2 separate regions of the Mus musculus genome follow, and region 2 is linked to region 1. The links are chromatin loops, found by intact Hi-C in ENCODE. Cell type or tissue: gastrocnemius. All regions are shown on one strand. Links, peaks and the distances in the headings refer to the core of each region. The heading gives the core; the rest is flanking DNA. Region 1 overlaps Osbpl6 (oxysterol binding protein-like 6). Region 2 holds the start of Osbpl6 (oxysterol binding protein-like 6).

Evidence for each region. Hi-C counts contacts between places; a loop is a spot of excess contacts. Peaks named below come from ENCODE experiments on the same cell type or tissue, not always from the same donor. Only the 100,000 strongest peaks of a DNase experiment are listed, where the experiment ranks them.
Region 2: a loop joins it to region 1, with 1.9 times the contacts of the local background. A loop is called at or near these places in 4 of 42 quality-filtered maps.

What each region holds. Positions count from the first base shown.
Region 1 is chr2:76,519,309-76,529,012 of GRCm38, forward strand. It overlaps Osbpl6 (oxysterol binding protein-like 6), which reads left to right. Exons shown (of 27, transcript NM_001290733.1): 4 at 4,581-4,836. The coding sequence starts at 4,735. Among named protein-coding and RNA genes, the nearest start is that of Gm52557, 93 kb to the left of the region's middle. In gastrocnemius, for the core only: no CTCF peak of the experiment used is centred there; no DNase peak of the experiment used is centred there.
Region 2 is chr2:76,401,597-76,411,300 of GRCm38, forward strand. It overlaps Osbpl6 (oxysterol binding protein-like 6), which reads left to right and starts at 4,912. Exons shown (of 27, transcript NM_001290733.1): 1 at 4,912-5,093. It overlaps Gm52557 (a long non-coding RNA gene), which reads right to left. Exons shown (of 3, transcript XR_003954042.1): 3 at 9,231-9,704. In gastrocnemius, for the core only: a CTCF peak has its summit at 4,938; DNase peaks (open chromatin) are centred at 4,393, 4,906, 5,506, 8,090 and 1 more place; H3K4me3 peaks cover 2,989 bases; H3K27ac peaks cover 4,005 bases.

The DNA.
Region 1 (9,704 bases), core at 982-8,981:
TTGGTTATTCAGCACACTTTTGTTAATTTGGAGAAATGACTCTTACATTTGTTAATTGAACTATTTAAAAATATTCAGTTACATATTCATTCGCTAGACATCTCTTCTAATTTTGTAAGTTTATAAATCCAGGGCATTTGCTTTTATTCTTTCATGCTTAGTAATGTGAGTGGTTAAGGCCATATGTGGGGAAGTCACTCTACCCTACAGACAGATGGAGGAAACTGGGGGTAGAGGGCAGGGGTGAGTGCTGAGGGAGGAGGGCAGGGGTGAGTGCTGAGGGAGGAGGGCAGGGGTGAGTGCTGAGGGAGGAGGGCAGGGGTGAGTGCTGCCGGTTCTGACTTTTATCTGTTTCCAAATATTCTTTAATGCCATTTATTTTCTTTTTCTTCCACGTAAGAGGTGCTGAGAAAAGTGTGCGTTCAGAGCCTGTTCTCACTCCTACTCTATGATTAATTTATAATTTATTGAATTGCTTCCCACAGTGCGGTCTAAATTCAGTAATTTTGTTGGGGTCTTGTTTTGAGTTATTTTTCTACCTTATTTTCCTGTTAGAGTGTGATCAAATTTTTATGTTTGGAAACATTTTGGCTATCATTCATTTCAGTCATTGCTCAGGATCGTTGTTATCTGTAGATTCAGTTAGATGCTTTGTGTGTTAGCTCCTGCTCACCCTTTAGCTCCAGGACCTTTTGTTGGTTGGTTTGTTTGTTTGTTTGTTTGTCTGTCTGTCTGCAAGAGGATTTCTTCAATTTTGTTTTTCTTTTTTCCTCCCTCCCTCCCTCCCTCCCTTCCTTTTTTCCTTCCTTCTGGCATCTCCCTAACCTTTTGTTCTTCCTGTGTATTTCCTTTTTTTGGTAACCAATTCTAATATCTTTTCTTTTCCTTTTATTGAAAATACTTTTTTCCCTCAGATAATAAATTAACTGGTTCCGGTTTCTCCTCGCCTCTCCCTAACTCCCCTCCCATCCAGGTCCACCCCTCTTCTGTTTCCCATTAGAAAACAAACAGACTTCTAAGGGATAATAATAAAATATAACAAGATAAAATGTGTTTTCTGAAGAACCATGTTGTACTGCATTAGCATCCCTCTAATTACCAAATTCCAATTCTGATGTCATAGCTTCAGGTTCTTAAACTAGGTCAGTCCCGTTGTCCCCAAACCTGCCCTAGCTCTGCCAAAGGCACCGCTTTCCTTACGTTCTGTGAAAACACCTGTGCTCTCCAGCTCCTTCCTTTTACTCTAAATAAAATTTATATTTTCTTATGTGTATGGATTAATTTTCACAGATGTTTGAGACATACACAAAGGAGAGACGAGGGGAGGGGGGACTCTGATTTTATTTTCTTTGTATGCATCCTGACCTTTGCCAATAGATTATTTGTGTCAACTATATTTGGTTCACACTCAAATTCGCCTTTTTCAAATTCATCCTGCTGGGATTGTGTTTGGTTTGAACCTGTGCTGTTTCTGAATTGACTCCGCTTCAACAACGAAAGATAACCCTTGTTAGGATATTTTTATTCTATTTTAACCAAACAGAATGGTAGGAATACTCAGTAATAGCTATTTTAAATCAATAATATATCATCTAAGCATTTCACATTTTCCTTTATTTTTATAACTACTTACATTATTCAGGTCATATTTCCTTCATCTCTCTCAGGGATTTCATACACTGCTCACCTGAGTGGGGCCATTTGACTTCCATTTGAGCAAGGCACTTGAGTGGTAGTGACTGTCATCTATCTACAACACTGCCAAGGCTGTGTGCTCCTCTTTCATGTCTGCTGCTCCTTCAGGGCACAGTGCAGGGATTCTAGGACCCTGCATACCCAGCCTGGAGGATGTATTCACACAGCAGCACTTAGCTCAAGCTAAACCCTTTCCTTTCAAATGCTTTTTTGGCCACATATAATTTATGATTCCTATGAACAACAAGCTCTGCAGGCTCTCCCTGATGTGATTCTTGGGTCATAAATTGTATAAACCTGAATTGTATGTCCCTCCGTGTAAATAAATGCAAATGTCACAGTACTTTACAATGCTTGTGTTCCTACGTATATGAGGGAAAATGAGAGAAAAATGAGGGTTTCTGCTCTCATATTACTGTTATTTTCAGTTATAGTGGTTTTGGGGTTTTTTTTTGCTGAGTATAGTAATTGTGTTGGCGATGCCTTTGGAGTGCATGATCTCGGGCTTATAACATTTTTTTGGCAGTTTCTGCAAATGTGCTTCACTGGAAATAAAATAAATCTTTCTTAGGTTGCTCGGGGTAAATTCTACACTCTAGGAATAAAGAATAGGTAGTTTCAAACTCCAAACAGAACTTAAAAATTCCTTTCGTAATGCATTAAAAATAGAGGAGGTACTCCAACCTTTGATTGATGCCTGGTTGGGATAAGATTTAAAAACCACTCGAGTTTCATATGGGACACCTGACATGCTTTTGTTGGGAGGCGCAGTTTCTGCCCAATTGGAACATTCCGTCCTGAAGAGAGGTTCCTTAAGATCCATGAAGTAAATAAAGCTTACAAGTCTCAGGAAGTTCCTACAACTTCCAAGATTCACTAGGCCGAGGTTATGTCAGCAGTAACGTTGGTGGGGGGAGGAGACTCCCACCAGCCAAGATGCCTGCAAGCCCTACAGGGTGCTGGAGGATCTAGCTTTCCTGGATATCACCCATGATAGGATAGGCATTTCAGTGGTGCAGTTGCTTTGGGTTGATCATTTATTTGCCTGTATGTAGCCCCCCCCCCCGAAATCCATCCTCCTGTCAATAACCCAGTAAACTCAGTTTACTGAGTTTGGTTAACAAAGTTAAACTAAGTTTAACTTTGAGCTATCATAAGTTCCTTATCTGAGGTGAGTTGTTCAGGTATACCAGGAAAAGTCACACAACACCTTTTGTATAAAAACAAAAGAGATTCCAAACTTACAGGTAACAACAACAACAGCAACCTCACAAATGGACCTTGGGATGCATTTAATGTTTGATCCGTTGGTTTCCCTTTCCTTGAATATTTGCATTCACAGTATGGTCAGACTGAGCGTGGCCCTTTCATTGAGAAAAAGTTAGCCTGAAAATGTCATGTTAAGATAAGATATTAGCGTTAGTATTAATGAAGCCAGATAGATAGATAGATAGATAGATAGATAGATAGATAGATAGATAGATAGATAGATAGGTAGATAGGTAGATAGATAGATAGATAGATAGATAGATAGATAGATAGATAGGAAGAGAAGAAGAAAGGAAAGAGGAGGGACCAGGAGAGGTGGGGGAGGGAATGAGGGAGAGTGTGTGTCAGAGACTGACAGAGGGCCTGAAACTTGGATTGAATTTACTTCTGAGTGGATAATAGTTTAATAAGTTGGGCCTTTCAGCCTCATCCCCTGGGGCCACTTGAACACATCACAAAGCCGCCATGCTTTTGGCTCCAGTGTCAGTATCTACTTGTAAAACATCTTGGACTGGAAAACAAAGTACTTTGAGTCGAGGATCTAAATAGCTTCTCACTTTCCTGCTTCCAGGCACCAGGGATTGACTTCAGGGCCTTTATTCACACTTATTAGATTGCCTTCCTTGAACAAATTAGCCGATCATCCATCAGGTGCTGGCTTCTTTAACTGCCTTTTGCCAGTCAAAGATGAAACCTGACCGCTATTTAACAAAAGCACATTTGGCTCTTTGAATTTATGATTTAAAAAGGCTAATTTTGCTTTGAAACCTATTCTTACAATTTGGATGCTAAGCAGTTTGATTTTTTTAAAAAGATTTTTGAAGTTTATTTTTATGTATATGGGTGTTTTACCTGCATGCATGTCTGTGATGTGCATGCCTGGTGCCCTTGCAGGTTAGAAGAGGAAGCTGGATCCCTGAACATGGAGTTATAGGAAGTAAGCCATCATGTTGGTGCAGAGAATTATACGTGGCTTCCCGGGGAGAACAGCTACCGCCCTTAACTGCTCAGCTCTAGCTCAGCTAAGCAGTTTTTATTTTTACTACAATGTCAGGAAATTTAAAATTCCAAGAAAGCATTACAAGTTTCAGTCATTAGAATATCCAGGTTTACAAATTCATAAAAAAAATTCTCTTTATTGTTGGGATTGTTCTTTTTAAGCTAGTAATTAATTGATTGATTTTTTTTTTTTTTGGTGTTCAGATTGAACCCAGAGCCTTGCTCACCCTTGACAAGGGCTCTGCCACTGAGCTACCTGCCCCACCCAAGGGATTGCTGTTTGATTATTGTCTGCAAGTAGGTGATCATTAGAATCCTAATGATCACATTCAAGTTCACATGATTTGTTGGCATAATGTTAGAAATTCAATATGACTATAGGCACCCGCCAAATTCTGTACACATACAAAAATTTCAGAATCCACATATGAATCATTCTATGGATGTACCACCATCAATCATAACCTGTGTCTGCAACCTAGAGGTCTCCGAGCCCCAGACCTGCACTTCCAACTATTCCTTATTCCCTCCATTAATGCAAATTAGTTTCCCCCTAAATAGAGTGATTGCTATTTCTTTTTAAATTACATGAGACTTTCTGTTTGTTCTGTTTTAAGGTGGTTTGGACTCGTCAGCAGTGGCCTGAGTTTTCCTAGTCCAGTCTGATCCGAGGGAGATGGACTAAAGCCACAGATTGTCTGCTTCTCTGTCTGTGAATTGCAAGGAGGATTGGGATGGTCTTCCGTGCACATCCCTAGACTAATTGCAGCAATGAGTTCAGACGAGAAGGGCATATCCCCTGCTCATAAAACATCCACTCCGACCCATAGAAGTGCCTCGTCTTCAACATCTTCTCAGAGGGAAAGCAGACAGGTAGGAGAAGATTTCACTGCTTTTTACCATTTTCTGCCAACAGAGCCCTGTTTGGATGGTGTGGATTGCTGAGTCCGAAAGTTTGTCCTGAAGCGCTTTGTGCCACAGGCCATGCCCTTATTTTGTGTCACTATGCCTGATAGTGAGAAGCTGCTACCCTGGCTTCTCTGTTTTGTTTTGTTTGGGAGGTGGGCTTTTGGAGTGCAGACCACAGCATGGGGCAGGGTTTCTCCGGGACCTGGTGAGACACCGTGGGCTGTGCTGCTCGGGTCTCTCTTCTTCATGGACATGCAAAAACAAAAACAAAAACAAAAAAAAACAAAAACAAAAAACAAAAAAAAAAACCAAAAAACAAAACCCAAGGACCATCAGGAGACTTTCTGTAAGACTAATAGCTCTAGACAAGCCCTAAGCCCTGTGAGGTTGTGTGGAACTTAGTCACTGTCAGACTCAGTAGTTAGGAGGCAGATAAAGCTGGAGTAGCTGAGAACTGCGAGCCACAAGGACGGAACAGTTTTCAAAGGCAGCAGTGGGAGTGAGGTGTCAGAATTTATTTATGGTAGAATACACCTACTGTCTCATTTGATCCAGTCTGTAAAGTTACTGTTGCTGGAAATTACTGCATTCATGTTTTTCGGACCACTCTGCTGTCAGGGTTGTGTGGGGATCTGTCGTATAAATGCTGGCCATTGACAGAACAGCGGTATCTCAGCTAGCACAGATAGGATTAACGGTTTCCCATTACAATATGTCTTTCGGTAGTAATTTGTGGAAATTTACAAGTGCATTGTCAACGTTTTATGGGAATTTTCCTTTGTGAGTTTCACTTAGTGAAGAGGTCTGGCAGTATCCGTCACTTCTCTGCTCCTCTCCCATTTTAGATATTCAAAGTGTATTGCCTAATTTAAAGAAATGTATTTATCAGTTATTTTTTTTTCCTTTCATTTTTTGACAGACTATCTCACAGGCTTAGCTGGTCTGGAACTTACTATGCAGCCCAGTCTGGTCTCGAACTGTTAGCTTCCGAGGTTTGCAGTTGTAGGTGTTAGCCATGGTGCCAGGCTGTGAATGAGCTATTAATGGTTCATTGTATATGCGTTTTAAATGGACAGCTCAGATATGGATTCACAGCAGTGGGAATGCATTTCTGTGGGTGCTTTTGAGAGAACCCTCAACCTCAAGCACACCCCTGACACAGCAAGAAATTCCAGGGCAGCCTGTACAACCTGGTGACGTCTTATGTGTATATTTTTCACAGACCCTAATGTAGGTATTTCTAGTACAGGATCTTGGGAATGCTGGTACCTTTGTTACAGTATTCAAAAAGGATACCCATATACTATCTTAGAATTACTTCCGTCATTAACTAAATCTGTGATTGCCTGCTGCTGTACTGTTTAGTGCAGTGCATTTGTAGATTCTCATAGTCTTGGAGTACTGTGAATGAGAATACTTGGTGTTAAATAACTACTGCATGCTTAGATGCCCTCTAAGTTGGTGAGTCCACCCTTCTGCCTCTTTGTTCTCTCCTGTTTAGAGTTCTCCATTTTTTTTCTCTTGCTCTGAGCATTTTAACTGAAAAATTTTAAGTCACATGGCCTTCATGGTTGCTAAGAGGCAGGAAGGGATTGACCTAGCTCACCCTGGAAACCTTTGGTAAATAAAAGACTGTTGACTGCTATAGAAACAGCTGTCAGGCCCTGTAGATCTGCCTGCCGCACTTGCGCTCCTGGCCCTGTATGCAAATGACCAGGGACACAGGAGACCCTGGCCTGGAACCTAAAGGTAGAATGGATGTCGTTTGGTAGACTTGTATATGGCAAGTCCAGAGATGAAAAGAAGGTGTGTGGGTTGATATGAATTTTATACAATAGACACTATACAAATGGCTGCTTTTGTTTGTTTGTTTGGGGACAGGGTACCACTATGTACCACATGCCTTAATCCCAGCATTCTGGAAACTGAGACAGGCAGATCTCTATGAACCTGGTCTACATACTGAGCTCCATGCTAGTATTAGTACTTGCAGGTGCCTACTAATCATTAAGGCGACAGTTTACTTTTGTCCCAGTGATCTCAGCAGGTGGAAACACTCCCAAAGACATTCTTCTCTCCTTGCCTACTGACTGCTATTTTTAAAGGACAGACTGTTTCCCCCTTATCTCAGTCACTACCTAAAACCCAGGATAAATGTAGAGAACTTGGAAGTTTGGCATATGCAGTTATATGGTGTAGTATATGCAGGCATATGGTGTAGTACTTTTTTATATGCATCTATATAGTTAGTACAAGGACCCAGAGAAAGTGTGACAGATTAGTCTTCTTTGGATCTTCTCTTATTTGACAAGCACTTATGCAAATACTGCTGTGTTGCACAGGTCACCTCTGTCGTCTTTCTCCTAGCCGTGTAAGTGAACGATATAGCACGCAGCAGAGAATATCGTAGTACTTTAAGGCACCTTATTTAATGTTGTTCACAGGTTTTAGGTGCAGACTGCTGATGAGCTGGTTAAACATTTTTGCTTAGACGTCCCACTCTCTGACTATGGTGTAAACCAATATGTGTAAACCAGTTTGTTATCAGTGACATGGCACCTATTACATGCCTTTCTCCTCGGCTGCACCCACAGTCTGTAGAATTAACTCTATAGATTGTATTCTTTTTCTAGAATATCATTTCCTTCCCTTCCCACTGCCCGCTCCCGCCTGGACCCTGGTCACATTTGCCAGCCGCTGCAGAGGTCTCTTGCCTCACCAGCACCTTCAGGACCCCATCATTTCAAACTCTCTGAATATGGCAGGGTCATGAAACCCTTCGATGGCTTCTTGTTCCCCACACAGATAAAGCCAGATCTCCTTATAGGTTGGATGTCCAGAGAAGACCATAGTCTGGTGCAGCCCCATTTCATAGCACATACGTGGCCTGCTGTAATTCGGAAATCTGCCCCATCTGTATCTTTCAGTATCTCTGCCTCATCTTCCCCAAGCGGAGTTCTACCCCCACCCACTCCCACCCTCTCATACTTCCTTGGGATCAAAGCCTGGCTCATGTGACAGTCTCACTGGCCATTCAGAATCACTTCCCCTTCTCCTTCACTGACCTTGACACAGAGATTTTTGATAACGTTTGGCGTTGTTTTTATATTGTTTCCTTTGCCGATCTACCTGTTGGTTTACATTGTGCTGTAAACCTTTCTGAGCGGTGTTTTTTTGCAGACCTATGATTGTATTAGTCTCATCTTTTTTATTCCAAATTTTCTATGCCAGATTTATTTGCCTTCCTCTTTCTTCCTCGTGGATAAATAAAACAGAGAACATCTGTGCATAGTAGCACTTGGCTTTCTTTCCTGTCTCTAAGCGATGCAGCACAGCAGATGAAAGACAGGAGGTGTTGGGGGCATAAAGAGACACAGTGTTTGGGCTTTGGCTAAGTGTTTCTAGCTCCAGTGATAGGATCAAGGGTTCACTTAGTCCTTAAGAAGTCTCCAGTTCCTTCTCCACCTGAAGTTCTCCTCCACTCTGTTGCTAGATGCTAGGACACCGAACGCAGTTGCTTGGGTGTGATCTGCCATATCTCACGAGCGTCGCTAAATAAACATGCCACGAGACTTTCAAAAAGATTAACAATGGAGTTTATTAGACAGCTAAAGCTTTCTCATAAGCTAGCGTTCTGCAAATAAAACTTGTCCCTTGAGGTGTATGGAAATAAAGACTTTCTTATTAAGTAAATCGAGAGAAATGCTAAACAAAATTTCCTTGCTGCTGTTTATCAATGAATTAAGATTACTGTTAAGTTCTGAAATAAAGCCTCTAGTTAGTCAGACACGAGGAGAATTTAGTAGATTCCAAAACTTCTTTTTCTAATACTTGGCTATTAAAAAGCATCCGGATTCTTCTTGCATTTATAAACTGAAAGGCAGAGAGCCACTGTGCCCAGGTCCCAAATGGCAACGCTGATCATCTCAGTAGTGGCTTCTAGTTTAGATGGGGGCATTTTCTACCTGATCAGCCAGAGTTTTTATGTGTCAGTTATTTCATTCCGTATTAATTTTTGTTTGTTTGTTTGTTTGTTTGTTTGTTTTGCAACAGAGTTTCCTCTGTGTACCCTGGCTGTCCTGGAACTCATTCTGTAGATCAGGCTGGCCTCGAACTCAGAAATCTGCCTGCCTCTGCCTCACAATTGCTGCACCACTGCCCGGCTTGAGTCATTCCCTCTCTGAGCAGTCTTTCTGCCCTTCTCTACGTGATTGTATCATTCACTGTCCATGGAGCTAGCTTTATTTTTCTCCAAACATGAATCACCATTTGGCGTGTTAGATGTTTGTTCTCTGCTTATCTAGTTATACTTATGCCCTTTTATTCTAGTCTCTGCTCCTGGAGTACAAGTCTCATGAACACAGGATTGCATCCGTTCAGCAGTATCTCCCTGGTACAGTCTTGTGCTTTGGCTATGTTGAGGGTTCATTTAAATGAAGAGTGGAGGGAGGAGTTGGGACGGGAGGAGAGTGTAACTCGAACTCCAGAGGCTTGTGTAGTGTAGGGAACTAATTAGGGGTTGATATGATGGCAGGGAGAGTGTTGGGAGAGCAGGCTAGCCCAAGCGTGGACGAGGGGAGCAGAGAGAACCAGGCTCTTCTGTGGGCCCCCCGAGGATGGGTGTGGGCAGAGCAAGTGGTGGAGGTTTGTGAAGGAAGTGTTCCAGACAGAAGTAGAGTTAGGAGCATCTTGCACAGATGTTCCGAATGTCAGGGGCATGAGAGGTAGCTATTTACAACCAGACCCACAGTTCCCCACCCTCATGCTCATTTACATAATAACCGCACTGTTTATGATTGCATTTGTTTGTTTTCCTTTTTTCTGTTTTTCTT
Region 2 (9,704 bases), core at 608-8,607, 120 kb before region 1:
GCTGACATAGAGGAGGTGAGTCACATGTCCAACAAGCAGCAATATTGCAGGGAAGGAAGCTTTAGAGAGTTAGGAGGCCCCAAAATATCGGGCAAACCTAAAACATTAAGGAAAGCATGCCTAGAAGAGGGATGGAAAGAAGAAACCATTCAAAAAAGCCAGAAGACTTACAAAGCTGTGGCCAACCAATTAGGTACTGCACGAGGGGTGAAGAGTCTGTGGAGGAAAAGTTAAGTGTCTCATTAGAACACTGGTTATTCCTCCTACCTCTATTGCATGGCTTAAGATCAGTCCTCCTTTGAGTCCCTTAGCCAAAGTGATTGACCTGACTCAGCAGGGATGCCAGTCCTCCATCCAGGCCAGAGATTCTATATACTTGACCAGGGGAGTTTTTCCTTACCCTAATGTAATGAAATTAAGTCTCATTCATAAGTCATTCAAATACCAGTGTCAGCTAATCTATCAGGATATAGCCCACCAGAAAAAAGCAAGGTGGCTACTCCTGTATAGTGCATTGTTATTCTATTTCTCTTTATCATAGTCACCTAGCTGGCCCCACAGCACCTTGATTCCTGGACTAAACAAAAGATCCCTCTGGCTGATCCCACTCATGCTCCTGTAGAGTCTATTTCAACACAGCAGCTAGGGGCGTGGCTTTCAGGCCCTTTGGGATCTGGCCTATTATATATTCCTTCATCCACTGTGCCAGGCACGCTGGTTGGTCTTCCCCTTGCTGGACACGTACCAGGCACGTACATCTACAGTGTAGAGTGGGATGGAAGTGGAGACCTCCAGGTGACCCTCCTCATCTTTGTCATGCCTGTGTTCAATTGTCACCTTCTCGGTGAAGCCCTGGTTCATTATTTTATTTATTGGCTATTTGACAATCCTTTCCCATCCCTGTTAATATGCTTTACATCCTGTATCACCTATGAGTTTCTGGTATATAGTTTATTCATCTGTTGAGTAGGTTGCTTGTTCTCTCACTCTGTTAGAAGGTAAACTCCATCAGGGCAAAAGGGCTTTTTTTTTTTTTTTGCTTGCTTGCTTACAATAGCTCAGTCCCAAGAACAGTGACTAATGCAGGCCAGTCGTCATTCGAATGTATTTACTGAATTAAATAAAGGAACAAATAGCTACCACTCTCTCCTGCCTCCAGCAGGACAAGTTGATCTGTTTGTGTAAACTCAATTCTTTATCCTTTTTGAAACTGAGTGAAGGCTGTCTGAACAGAAGGTTCACTCTGAAATGGAGACAGTGGTATTGTCTGGTCTGGATCGGCAAACCACTCGGGGAGATGATGAGAATGTGGGTGTGAAGGACGTAGGGCAGACTCCCAGGTTTGACTTCTCAAGAACTCAGGTTCTTGACGACAGTCTTCTTGGGAAGAGTGGCTTCAATAGTCTATGAGATTGGGGGGAAGCTTTACATCAATTTCGGGATGAGGGCTCTATGAATACGTGCAAAGCCACCACCACATCTGCCAAGCAGGCTGTAAGGAAGGCGAGAGAAAGACTCTTCTCACCTGAACACGCTAGGGAACAGGGCAGCCTTCCTCGAAGAACTCAGTGTCTCAAGAGGATGCCCTTCCCTTTTCTGACTCTGCTCCTTGATATTGAAATTCACGAGCTTGGTTCTTGGGGGCTGGAGATATGGATCAGCAGTGAGGAGTGTGCACTGCTCTTGCAGAGGACCTGAACTCTGTTCCTGCACCCACATTATGGTGTCTTAAAATTGCTTATAACTCTAGCTTCCTGGGGATCTGATACCTCTGGCCTCAGTAGGCACCTGCACTCACAGGCACATTCACACACACACACACACACACACACACACACACACTCAGAGAGAGAGAGAGAGAGAGAGAAATACACACAGACACACAGAGATACACACAGAGAGAGAGAGAGAACACATCTTTTTAAAATTACATATATTTGGTTTTTTTCCCAAAAGGGTTCCCCCCGGGGGTTGTGTGCATGCATGGCCACCAGGTGTGGGTGTGTAGATCAGAGACCAACTTGTAGATATTCGTCTTTTTCTTACTACGTGGGTCTCAGGGAACAATTCAGGTCATCGGGCTTGGTAGCAAATCTCTTTACCCACCTCTTACTAGCCCTGATAAATCCGTTGCAGAGTGTAAAGTCTCTTAACTTAAAAATGAGAAACTCAGGATTCTTCCAATAACAGTTAGAGCCCCGCCCCTTCTCTTTGCTTCTCAGCAGCTATTTGCCACACCTGCTCCCTGTGTGCCTGTCCTGCCTCAGATGGAGGCAGCCCAGCTCAGGGTACAGGTCCTTGTAAACAGGGTTCTTTGGGAATTCAGAACCAATGGGGGCGTCTGTAATAGGGAATTTGTCATAAGGAGTCATCTTTGCATTTGTTAGAGGAGATGAAGAAGTTTTGAAGAGGGAGGGGAAGGACGGGAGACCAGCCTTGACACAGGTAAGGGAGTCCAAACTAACTGGGAAGCACACACACACACACAGACACACAGACACACAGACACACAGACACACACACACAGACACACACACACACACACACACACACACACACACACACACACACATACACCCTTCTGTTATAGAGGGACTGCTGACAGGGCTGCTCTGTTACTTTGTTCCTCACACACCAGGCAACTCTATACTGTTGCCCTTACTGGCAGATATAGACTTGTGAACAGACAGGAAAGGAGATTCAAGGAAGTACAGTTCTCAGCATCACCAAGTAGTCCGAAGAACAATCCAGCCCAAACATTTTGATGACAAGCTGCGGGAGTTCTTTCTCTGGTGTATTCCGAAGGGCCAGATAACTCACTAGTCAAACATCTGGTCTGTCTCTCAGCTTGCCTTTCCCTTCACCACTTCTCCATACAGGATGCCTTGGGACTGCATCTTTCAGTGAAGCACTAGCAAGCATTTCAGCCTTTTAAGTAAACTCAGCCAAAATAGCACCCGATAGAAACCTGCAATGAAAGCAGAGGTGTGAGCACGTGTGAGCAGATTAATTGATGGTGGGACTATGGTTATTCAAATGCGGCTCAGTTCATTTGCATGTAATGGAATTATAGGATTAATAGCACTGGTCATTTAAGAGCCTCCTTATCTTTCTTCACAGAAAAAGTCCCTCTCTGAGACAAATAAAAGGGATGGATTACAGAAGCAGAGATCCTTTTAGCTAACATCTGACTTGTGACTTATGCTTTCACAAGAATATACATGTAAAGAAAACTCTGCTGCCCCCCTGGCACTTTTCAGAGCAATAAAAACACTGCTATAGCTGGAGAACAAGGAAAAGCCCGTTACTCCGACTTACACATCTCTGCCAGGGTGAGTTTTCTAAATATTGTGATACACAGCCAGAGTGGTGAAACTGTCTTTGCTATGCAGCTCTATACACACACCCAGCTCTCTTTAATCCACCCATTTGTCCCAGATATCCACCCACCATTACATCTTCGTTAGACCATTTGTCTGTAAGACAGGCAGGAGGAGATGTTTCCCTCTGATGTACAAAATCTGTCTTCCAAATAATGCTATGGAAGAGAATAGCAAGCATACATGCTTTCTTACAATAAATTGTGAGGTGTGGGTCTGGGTAGTTCCTATATCCCTGGGTAGTTTATGATTCTGCTAATAGGGGTTATGTGAAAAATTTTGAGAGGACCTTTTTTAGATAAAGACTAAGAGTTCTCTGGTCTCCTTTCACTGTCTGGTATTTTTCACGTATGCCTACTTTTGTGTGTGAAAGCTGTTTTAGTAGTTGCCGCCACACTGGGACCCAGATGGAAAAGGAGCTATAACAGAGTGAAGTTGAGCGACATAATGGCTCCCTTGTAGAGACTGTTTCCACAGGGAGGAAACTGGGGTGAGACTGCCATGTGTCACAAGGTCTAGCATTTGTTATTTTAAGATGATCCTTATTCAAGATGGAAGAAGTTAATCCCACATGTAAGAAGGAGACTCAAGAGAAATGATATGTAGGCAAGAATGCTCAGAGCTATGTCAGAGCACACCAGCATTGTATCAGCACTGACAACTGGGAAATGCCATGAGGACTATCTCAGTAGGCGGCAGATCATCAGATTTTAAAGGAACCCCTTCCTCCACCCAATTCAAAACAGCTAGAGCGCTCCAAGAGTCCCTGTTTGGCCCAGTTCTCTAGATTTGTCCCCTTGAAGTTGTTGATGACAGAGACGTCTTGATACAGGGACATTCTTCAGTTATCCCTTTACAGAAGAAACGTCTGTGCAAATATTTAAAGTACCCCCCTCCCTCCGTGCAAATTTGCCTTTAGATCAATCTGGTCTTGGACGCATGCCAGGAATAGCTTTAGCATGGAAGTTGCTGGGTGGGAAGGGTGTAAGGAAGCTGCGTGGACACTGCGGGGCTTTGCCAGGGACTTTAAAGCCATTGGTCCTTCCTTCCACACAGTCCAAGTGTCTCTCCCGGACTGAGAGTTCGCAGGGCAGAAAGCCTAAACATATTGTTTATTTATTGAATGAGGCCTCCGAAGGGCGCCGAGGGCCAGGGGCTTGGTCTCGCAGAGCGGAGGCCACCAGGCTGCAGTTCTCCGGTGAAGCCCTCTCCCACCGCTCCATGGCCGGAGCGCTGCAGTCATTCCCGGCCTCTTTTTTCCAGCCCAGCGCTCCCGCCGCTGCAGGACTGGACACGCGGGGGGCCTATCTCTCCCGGGCAGGGTCTTTCGGATGACTGATCTTGGTACCCCACGGATTCCCGTGGACGCCAGGCAGGGACCAGATGGGCGCTGGATCCCGCACGAAGGGGGCGCGGTGGGAGCAGAGCGGGACACCATGGAGCCCGCGGGAACGATCGGGGCTGGCGGGTGTTCCGGAGCCGGGGGCGGGGAGCCCGGAGCGCCGCCCCGCCAGCGCGCCCCGCCCGTGGGAGAGGAGGGGCTGCGGCGCGGAGGACCACTGGAGGCGCCGCGCGGCCGCCGCTGTCCGCGCTGGAGACCACAGCTCGGCACAGGCGGCGCCCGTCCTCCGCGCCTCCGGAGCCTCCTCCAGCCTGCGCGCCGGGCAGATAGCACGGGCCATCTCCCACCGCGACCTACCGCTCGCCCTGCAGGTAAGTGTCTCTCCGCCGCGGGGTGGATACGCGGTGCTTGCCGCGCGGCCCGGGGGCATTGTGCGCGTCCAGAGGGCCGAGGACCCTGGCGATACCCGAGTGGGCAGCCGCAGCCCCAGGCCCCCAAGGCATCGCTGTCTCCAGAGGCACCCCAGCTGGGTAGCGCGGAAGCGAGGATGGCCAAATCGGTCCCCGGTGCGGTCAGAGTGGGAGGGGGTACCGGTGTCACGGTCCCCGCTCACCGCCCGCCTTCCCTTCCCGCGGCTGCCGGGGAATCCGGCTTCCTTTTACACGCATTCCCCTCTGCCCCCCTTCTCCGCCCCCCGCGGCAGTTCTTCATCCCCGATGCCCGCACCCCAGGGCCGACTGGTTGGGAATGGAAGTCGGGGCCGGGAGGACTGATGTAATTGTCAGCGGAGAACCGAACCGGTGCGGGTGAGAGCGCCCGCGCCTACGAGAGCTGACGCCTACGCTGCACCTTTCAGGGAATCCGGGAGCCGCGGGCAGTGGCCGGGCAAGTTGTGCATCGGGTTTGGTTGTGCGCGTGCACTGCGGACTGTCCTCGCGAGCACTCCTTGCTACCCCCGGCTGGCGTCCCTGCAGCCCTCCCTGCAGCCTGCGTCCACGCTCATCGCCCGAGCTCCCTTCTCCGGTTCAGACCGGGACAGGGTTTGCATTGCAGTCAGGACGTGCTTCCCCTGCGTCGAGCTTGGAGCTGCCCGCAGATCGAGTCGCCGGGGACGCTGGGGGAGGAGGGATGGGAAACCTGGGGAGGAAGCTGCGGAGAACGAATGACACCCGCAGATTTCTAAAAGCCTCTACCGTTTGCAGACGCACCGTAAGCCACGTCTTAAGCTGCTTTTAAAAGTTATGACCAGATACTGATTCTGTGACGATTCTGTGATCTACCTGAAAGGTTGGTGAAACTAGAGACCTAAAAGCTGGGGAAAGCATTACATAATGGACATGAAGCAAATGACTGAAACTAAACGGAACACCGGGTTGCCAAATTGTTTCTCGCTTCTGGACAGAAAGTCCTATAAGGCTTTTTTAAAAAAAGAATTTCCAGTTTGGAGTCCTTCGGCAAGATTTAATAAGTCATATATTCGATTGCAATTTCTCCTAACAAAATAATATTTTGAACATATTTTCTTATATTAAAATACATACTAATTAATAGTTATGTCACAGACTTAAGAAATGTATACTTCAAAGGAAAATTAAATCTTCCATCTTAAAACTATTCAACTTTGTTTTCCTCCTTTTAAGTTTTTGCATACATATCTATATATTCCTTCTCCACCCCCACCCCATTTGCTTTGGTAGCATTTCTACAGTTTTGAGTACTGTGAGTTTGTGATGCTGATATTCCTATCTAGGGCTTGCTACAGCATTGCAGGTACAAAGACTCATAATAAATGAATCAGAAGACCTAGCAGTAACTCTGGGAGCGAGCAGGTTCCCAAGGTCGAAGGGAAGATGCTGTGTAACTCGGCTATAATCACCTACAGAGAATGTGCATGCCTCATTGGGTTACAAGGAAGGCCCTGATTGGTGGAATATTACTCCTGTTATTGGCTTCCTCATTTAATATATCTTACCCAAAATATCTTTTAAGTTAATAGGATATTTCGAAATTAAAAACCTTTGCTTTTACCAACCTTAAAAATTCTTGGTTTTGTCCAGATTTTCAGTTGTTATGTCAATGATAATTATACATTCAGTGGAAGGATTGCTTTGGGGCAGACTTCTGTTTCAAATTGTAATGATTTATCAGATGTCTCTTGGTTCTAGTATGTTGAAGTTCTGTTTCACAGAGCTGTAGTTCTAATTTCAGAGGATCATGAATAGATGCTGTCGTTTCTCTACTTTTATTTAACCTCAAGTGAGTTTTACTTGTATTTAAGTTAACTTTGGTAAGAAACACAGAGTCCTTCCAAGATTAAATGTTCTTTTGGGTGAGAGGTCTGTAGTGGCCCTATAGATGGATTATGTAAATTATAAGTAGACAAAAGCTTCATGTGATCTCTCATGAAGTCAAGAAGACTACAGAGGTTTCCTTTTATTACAATACTTGGCTAACTAGCAGTCTGAGATCATTCAGTTGGTAATTCCTCATTAAGTTCCTACTTTGTTGAAGACACTAGTCTAGGTTCTGTGGGAGATGTGGAATGTGCCAGCCCTTGTAAGGTTATAACTGCTTTAAGAAAGACAAGGTATAAATTGTTGAAAGCAGGAAAAATTTTTGTTTACTGTAAAAGTTAAGTCATATTTATACTTTAAAAATCTTAGCTGGGCCTCGGTGGCGCATGCCTTTAATCCCAGCACTTGGGAGGCAGAGGCAGGTAGATTTCTGAGTTTGAGGCCAGCCTGGTCTACAAAGTGAGTTCCAGGACAGCCAGGGCTATACAGAGAAACCCTGTCTGGGGGGGAGGGGAGCCAAAACAAAAAATCCTAACCCCCCCCCAAAAAAACCCAAAAAGAAAACCCCAAAACAAATAAAAATCTTAGAGTAAAAAGTTTACCACTATCCCTTTGTTCCTGTGTTTTTTTTAAGTTCCCTTACTCATCACTGTATCCTCATGTTGTATGTAGCAGTAGCTAATTGACTTCTATTGCTGTACAATATTCCATCTGTGTCCTCAAACAGTGTTTCTCTGTTCTCAGCCGCAGCCACTTCCTTTTGAAAAAAAAAAATCGCAAAAATATTTCCTTAGGCACAGGTGTAAACATTTCTCCCGGTGCAGATACCAAGGGATCGAATTGCTGGACTGTAGAGTTCTGTGAGTGTTTGAGTTACTAAATATTGCCACATTGTGTCTTCTAAGACTGTTGTCTTAGTTTACTCAGGGGAGCCAAGGAAACAAGCTGACACAGATAAGCAACTACAAAAGCAAACATTTTTTTAAACATACATGTTCTAAAATACACTTTTTATTTTTATTGTTTTAAGAAAAGCAGTGTGGTGAGCATGAAGCTTGGGATAGGGCCAGCCAGGTGGCTCGGCAGGTGAAGGCAGTTGCAAACCTGATGACCTGAATTTGATCCCTGGAATCCATATGGTGGTAGGAAAGAACTGGCTCCCACAGGGTGTCTATTGACCTCTCTACTCAAGCTGTGGCATGTATGTCCCCAAATAAATAAATGTTAAAAAAAATGTGCAGTTGTCTTTTAGGTGGATCAGGGAGATGACCACAGGTGGATATAAGTTGCACATAGTGATCTTACATAGGACTGGTGGGTTTTGTATAGATAATTGTTGTATTTTTGAAAAGAAAAACAGTGCATCTTGCAAGGAACCAATGATGGTATTTTAAAATTCTCAGGGAAAGAATGAAAACAAGGTCATTGGAGCTGTCACAAGAGGTGTCATTTGAAGGACAAGAAGCTGCCCCTGTGTAGAAGCATGAATTGCCAAGAGTTGGTGAAGAATGTTGGCAGGAAGCATGGGCAGGGATGGTCATGCTGGGAGGAGGAGGGCTACTTGGAACTGAGGGAATGTATGACCATGGCGGAGGCAGGCACTGGCAATTTCCCAACAGACAAATCACTCCAGATGTCCAGGGGATGATGGGTACAAAGAAGGTAGGAAGAGAGATCCAAGGCAGGAACCCTGGTTATCCGAGAGTTCTCAAGTTTGGAGAAAATGAGGAAGAGTTCATTTTAAATCACTGAGAAGACAAACCAGGGCTTGTGATGTGATCTTAGGTAAGGAAGAGAGGAAAGAGTCTGAGATATCTAAGTGAGGGAACTGGAGAAGCTACAGTGGATTTCAGATGTGAATTACAGAGTTAGTTCCTATCAACTTCTGTTTGAACACATAGGCTTTGGCGCTCCCAGGGGTGGTGAGGATCCTGCACTGAAGGATGGACCCCTGCAATGTATCTCAATGAGTACGGAGACGTCATCAGAGGAGCAGTACAGAAGACTCATCTGTATTGCTTACTTACGGATGGAACATAAACCAATAACATCTTGATTAAGATACAGTAGTGTGTCCATGTGGAAGGCGGCATTGAGCTACAGAGTTGAGGGAGTCCTGGGCTTGCAGGAGAAGGAGAAGGATGGGGTGGATGAGGTGGGAAGAGCAAATCATCCACAGTATGCAATGTGAGGGTTGGGTTCTAAGCCACCACTTACCTGGAGCAAGGATGCTAACAGTCACTTTCCAAGGGCACAGATAATGTAGTGGGCCTGAGGGATAGGGACCTTTGGGTTTGCTCTCCTAATGTTTCTGATTGAATGTTGTCAAGCATACGCACATGGGCTTCTATTGTCTCATTATACCTCCTTGATAAATAAATGTACAGCCCTCTCTAGCTCTGTCATTCTAACAGAGTCTCTGTGCTCCCCTTTGGAGACAAGGAACTTTTTATTTGTTCCTTTGCTCTATTTCTGTTTTGACAGATTCTCCCTATGTAGTTCAGGCTGGCCTTGAACTAATTATGTGGCCCAAGCTGACCTCAGACTCAAGATCCTCTGTCTCCGCTGTATGAATAATGGGGCTAGAGCCACTCCTAGCTCAGGTTTTTATTAATAAGGAATAGTAGTACATATTGTCGTTTTGGCTGCATAGTGAGGTGACAAGCACCATGGATGAAAAACAACTTA